2 separate regions of the Mus musculus genome follow, and region 2 is linked to region 1. A link is a loop called in an ENCODE intact Hi-C map of the cell type or tissue named here. Cell type or tissue: left cerebral cortex. All regions are shown on one strand. Each heading gives the region's core, and the rest is flanking DNA. Links, peaks and the distances in the headings are about the cores only. Region 1 has its middle 55 kb from the start of Gm23274. Region 2 has its middle 78 kb from the start of Pcmtd1.

Region 1 (2,914 bases), core at 139-2,638:
ACACTCGTGTTGAAAAATTATCAAAGACTTCCAACCCCAACCCTCTCATACACAAGAGAATCCTTTAGCTTCATCTGCTTACACTTTTCATATGGATGGCAGCCCCTTCCTGTCAGTGATGCTAGACTCCATTATCAGTAAAGACAATAATCATGCCGATGCTACAGTCCACCAAACCACCACCCCAATTTTACACTTCACTTTTTCCTTTGCTCCAGAATACCTTAGCCAGATAACCCAGATAAGAACATAACCAACTCTCCTCCAATACAAGATCCTCTCCACACCCTCTGGCTCCCATTCCCTCAAGGTCACTCATTCCCCACAAGTCTCATCTCTCTGCCTACACGACTACTTTTCCTTGGCTAAATGATTGCCAAACATCCACCACCAAATGACTCCCCTGAATTCATTAATTATCCAGATGTCCTTAGACAACAAAGGCTGAATAAGTCCTACACTCCCAATTACAAAACATAGCTAAACCTGTAAGACCCCAATGCAATGTGTTTCTTAGACCCCTAGAAATGAAGCCCAGCATGGAGTTCTTTGTCCTTTTGCCTTCAGCGTGAGAGATGAGCTGTACCTCACCATCCCCATTTTTATGATGTTTACCCAGCTTCCCCATTCTTTGTGATCCTATCCTTCTCTCACTTTATCATTTAGTCGTTAAAAACCCTCGACTGCAACTGATGGGGGTCGATCTCCTCTGCCCCTGTGTGGGTTACGCTCAGCCTCAGCATGCTGATACCCAATTAAACCTCATGTGATATTGCATCAAGAACGGTTTCTCTCAAGTTATTGGGGCATTGGCTCATCGCGGGACTTGAGCAAGAGTCTCCCCAGAAATGGGGGTCTTTCAAACCCAAGCCATGTCCTCTCTGACACACTCTCATGGCCAAACCCTGACTTGAATGAAGGTCATCCAACAAACTCTACTTACTCACTCCTTCCTTCACTGCCTTCTAGTGCTTCCTTGCACCTCTTTTCAAAGCTCTCCATTACTAACTATCACTCTTGCTGCTGATACCCCAGTTGTCAATGCTCCACTATGGATAACTTGTCACATTGACAACCACAGTCCATCTTTGGGAACCAAAGCCAAGTTGTCTTCAACCTTTACAATCCCAGAAACCCTGTGATAGATCATCCATCCCTCTCACAGTTTGCCTAGAGTCTCCTTAATCATCCATATTCCTAAAAGAATCTCAATCTCAGAACCCACATAAATACCTCCCAAAAGACTATTCTGATGTACCAAAAACTTCTCAGATTGAATTCTCTCCAACACAAGCAGATATAACAGTTGTTCCCCCAATTAACTCTGCATAGCCAATGTCCATTCTTCTGACTCCCCTCAAGAACTCTCAAAAACATTCTAGATAAATATTCCTTCCAACTAACAGTTTAAGTTTTCTTGCATAGATTATTCCTAATGGTTGGATCTGCCCTCCCTTCCCCCCTCCCCTTGCCTGGGATCTCTAGGCATTTCTCTAGTCCTTTCCTCATTCCCATAGTCTTGGGACTCCTCTTCCGAACTACGAAGACCAACAGTTTCAAATGTACATTCAAGAAACATTTTTCTAAACTCCTTCACTTTACCTGTGTCTCTAGTTTATCTGTCTTCACAGATTACACATCAGCCACAGACTACTCCAAAATTCCAGTATCAGCCCCAGCTCTTTTCTCAGAATCTACATTCTAGTCTACCCTCACAGACTATACTTTCTTAGCCATTTCAGTTCCCTCTGCCTTACTGAAAACTATTAGACTACATTCCTGAAGCTAGTCCCCAAGGTCTATTCCCTTATTTGGCCAATCACTCCTCCTGATGCTGATTACTGATGTCCAGATATTAAAGTATTAAAGTCCAGCAACAAAAAGCCATTTGGTTTAATTAATTAACATGTCTAGTTAAACACCTCATCCTAACACAGGGTTATTCCTTGTATCTTTTCTATTTTATTTATTTATTGTACCCATCTTATTGATTGATTGCTTTTACAATCACAGCCCCTCCCTCATCTCTTCCCAGTCCCACCCTTACAAATCCCTCTCTCCACCACCCCTTCCCCCTCAGAGATGGGGAGACCCCCTTGAGTATCATCTCATCCTAGGACATCTAGTCCCATCAGGAATAGGCACACCCTCTTCCACTGAGGCCCAACCAGACAGTCCAAGTAGGGGGAAAAGAATTCAATTGCAGGGAACAGAGACAAAGATAGCCCCAATCCACTTGTCAGGTAATCCACATGAAGACCAAACTGTGCATTTGTTACAAATGTATAGGGGATCTAGGAACAGCTACTGCATGCTCCTTACTTGGTGGCCCAGGATTTGTGAGCTTTGATGGTCCCAGGTTAGTTGACTATGTGAGTATTCTTATGGTGTCTTTCACCCCACTGGCTTGCTCACTTCTATTCCTCAGTCTTCCACAAGACTCTTTGGATTCTGCCTGATGTTTGGCTGTGGGTCTCTGCATCTGCCTCCATTTGCTGCTGGATGAAGCCTCTCAAGATACAGTTATGCTAGGCTTCTGTCTGCAAGCATAGCAGAGTATCCTTAATATTGTCTAGGGTTGTCTCTCTTACATGGGTTGGGTATCAGGTTGGGACCGTCATTGTTTGGCTGTTTCCTTAGTCTCTGGTCCATCTTTATCCGTGCACATATAGTAGGCAAGACAAATTTTGGGTTGAAGGTTTTTTGGGTGGATTGATGTTCACTTTCCTCCTCTTGAAAGTCCCTTCTGGCTACAGGATATGGCAATTTCAGTCTCTATATTCCTTTCTGGTAGGAATCTCACCTGAAGTCACTCCTATAGACTCCCCATATCCTTCTCCATTCCAGGCTTCCAAATAGTACACCAGAGATGCCAATTTCCAATTTCTATTCTCACTTCCAGTCCTCTTCTGCT
Region 2 (2,914 bases), core at 270-2,769, 200 kb before region 1:
AGCCCTGTCTCCCTCCAATGACATTGTATTTTCTGATTGGTAAAGCAGAAACCTACCCTCACTTCTTAAAAAATTATCAAAATTATAGTCACTAATAGTTCCCAAATATTCAGTGCATTTGTTCTGTGGAGGTTCCATGGTTAAGAGCATTTGTCTCTCTTGCAAAGGACCTGGGTTCAACTCGCAGCACCCATGTGGCAGCTCACAACCATCTGTAGTTGCAGTTCCAGGGCATCGGATGCTCTCTTCTGGCCTGTATGGACATTACACATACATGTACTACACATACATATGTATATGCAACTAAACACTTAACTTTTTTTTAAGAAAGAAAGTTGTTTTCATTTATCTGCTTAAATAATTTCCCATAAACAGGGCCACTTTGAAACTCATTGAGATAGCTCAGTCAGTAAAGTGTTTTGTTTTTTTTTTTTGAAAGTACAAGAATTTGAGTTTGATGTAAAAACCCATTTTTTAAAGCTAGATGTGCTAATAACAATAGAAGCTTGGCATGGCCCCCAGTGCTTGCAATCCCAGCTCTGAAAAGGTAGAGACAGGTAGGTCCCCAGACTCACTAACCAGCCAGCCTAGCCTCATTGGTGAGTTCTAAGCCAGTGAGAAAAATCTGTCTCAAAATAAGTGTGTGGCACCAGAGGCATTGAAGCTATCCCCAGAGCTCCTCTACCTGCAAACACACACAAAATAAATAAAAATGAAAGAATGTTTAAACAAAATAAAAGCATTATCCCACAACCTGTGCATAAATTAAATTTCTACTTAATTTTTAGAAAATAAAGAACTAAAATAATAATTATTATTAATAATAGTAACAACAACAACCATAAACTAAACACACACATAGAAAAAAACCCATATCACTCAGGAGGCAGAGGCAGGTGGATTTCTGAGATCGAGGCCAGACTGGTCTACAAAGTGAGATCCAGGACAGTCAGGGCTACACAGAGAAACCCTGTCTCAAAAAACAAAACAAAAAAGGGGAAAAAGAAAAAAAGAAAGAAAGAAAGAAAGAAAGAAAGAGAGAGAGAGAGAGAGAGAGAGAGAGAGAAAGAAGGAAAGAAAGAAAGAACCTGTCCAGTTGGGCTGTGAAAACAGGAGAATCAGGAGCTCAAGGTATTCCTCAGCTCCAGGGTGAATTTTCAAGGATCCTGGACTCTGTCACCCTATTTGCAAACCAACAAGACTTTATTTCCTTCACTACTATCCCTGAATTTGCAGTGCATGCCACAAGATGGCAGTGGGTCTCTTGCTTCATATAATGTTGTTGAATAAAAAGAGGAGTTGCACACTTCAAGATATGGTTGAGAAGGTTTGTATTGGACATATGAGGGAGAATAGAGGCAGAGGAATCCGGAAATGGGTGGGGGTGGGGGTGAGAGAGCAAGAGAAGACACCAAAAGCCAGGAGGTGAGGACTAAGAGAACCAAGAGCAGACAAAGGAACAAGGAGAGGAGCCAAAGGAAAAAGAAGAAACATGTGGAAGAGCATGGCCAAAACCAGCAGGGTTTTATAGGATCAAAAGCTGGAGTAAAGGAAGAGAAACCCCTGGGCTGGGGGAGTTTAGGGTAGACTGGGAGTGGAAAGTGCAGAGAGGAGCCACTGCTACTGAGTAAACCCAGATGCCAGCATCCACTCTGGTATGGTAATAGCCATTTGTTCCAACTTTCTTTTGGAACCTGACAGTCATCATTTCCAAATCTTTAAGAATACTCAGCAAGCCCTTGAATTTAGGTAAAGATGGAATCGGAGGCTTCTTGAGGATCATAAACCACCTATATGTAGCCTACCCCAGCCTTGAAGCGGGCTGATTCAGACTTTGCTGCCACTGAATATGAGATCACCTGGGGTGTAGCCTTCTGACTTAGATGGCTATATTGTTACGTCAACTATCACTGCTCTTCTCCAAGACTCTGCTACCTGCAGAGAGACCCTTGAGACATTCCAGAGACACATCCTATCCTGCATGTCACCTACAGGCTGGCTCAAAGCACCAAGAATGGACTGGTGGGGGGTGGGGGAGATGGGCCTTCCCCCCCTTCTAAGCACAGTCTCTTAGTAAACTCGTAGGCCTTGATCAGAGAAAATTTGTCTTGGCTTCATCATTCTTTTCTTGCAGTCTAAGTCTCTTTCAATGCCAGCCTACCGTCCAGAAATACCCGGCTGCGGGCTGGCTTACTACAGATTGGTGCCAGAAACAGGGACCTGGAAACAGCAGGAAAACACTGAGGGATCGCTGTCTTGTGTGGAGCTCCACAAGAAGGAAAGAATAAGAAGATCATATCGGGCACAGTGAGCAACAGGTATTTATACTAGCACTGGTTTTAAACGTCATTTTTTAAAGTGTTGCTGGAGGTGCGATAGGATATGGACTAAGTTGGAACAGTGCTGACCCAGCGCTGGTTCCACTTAGGTTTGACAGCGAAATCTGGAACTAGAAACTCCCAAACAGGTGGTTGTCTGCAGCTTTCAAGAGCTGCTTCAGGTGAGAGGAATAGGGTTTAAAATAGTAAAATTAAATAAAATAGTAGAAAATGGATTTTGAAACTCTCCCAGAGACAGAGAGAAATTGGGGAACGCCCTGTGTTATTCTCTCTGGCCCCTACAGCAGAAGTTCTCTGCCCTCTTTGTGTTGTCTAATGTCTGGTGCACCAATCCGTTCATGTGTCAATTCATGTGTGTTTTGTTTCATTGTCTGAATGACTGAATGTTCTGTGTTTCATGTTGGAAAATAAAAATGGCTAAGACTTTATCTGCTGGTTCAGCAAAGCCCAAGAGTGGCCCACACTTTAGCCAAGAATTAAGCACAGCAGGGGAGCCACTGTTGGAAAAACTGTTTTTAAAGAAAAGTAGTCTGCAACCTCTTGGTTCTAAGGCAAATAAACTGATGGTTTTTTCC

The links. A loop is a pair of places that touch in the nucleus more often than their neighbours do. Peaks named below come from ENCODE experiments on the same cell type or tissue, not always from the same donor. Only the 100,000 strongest peaks of a DNase experiment are listed, where the experiment ranks them.
Region 2: it touches region 1 in a loop (8-fold over the local background); 21 of 42 quality-filtered maps call a loop at or near these places.

What each region holds. Positions count from the first base shown.
Region 1 is chr1:7,209,705-7,212,618 of GRCm38, forward strand. No RefSeq gene overlaps it. Among named protein-coding and RNA genes, the nearest start is that of Gm23274, 55 kb to the right of the region's middle. In left cerebral cortex, for the core only: no CTCF peak of the experiment used is centred there; no DNase peak of the experiment used is centred there.
Region 2 is chr1:7,009,116-7,012,029 of GRCm38, forward strand. No RefSeq gene overlaps it. Among named protein-coding and RNA genes, the nearest start is that of Pcmtd1, 78 kb to the right of the region's middle. In left cerebral cortex, for the core only: a CTCF peak has its summit at 1,239 (motif pointing right); a DNase peak (open chromatin) is centred at 1,244.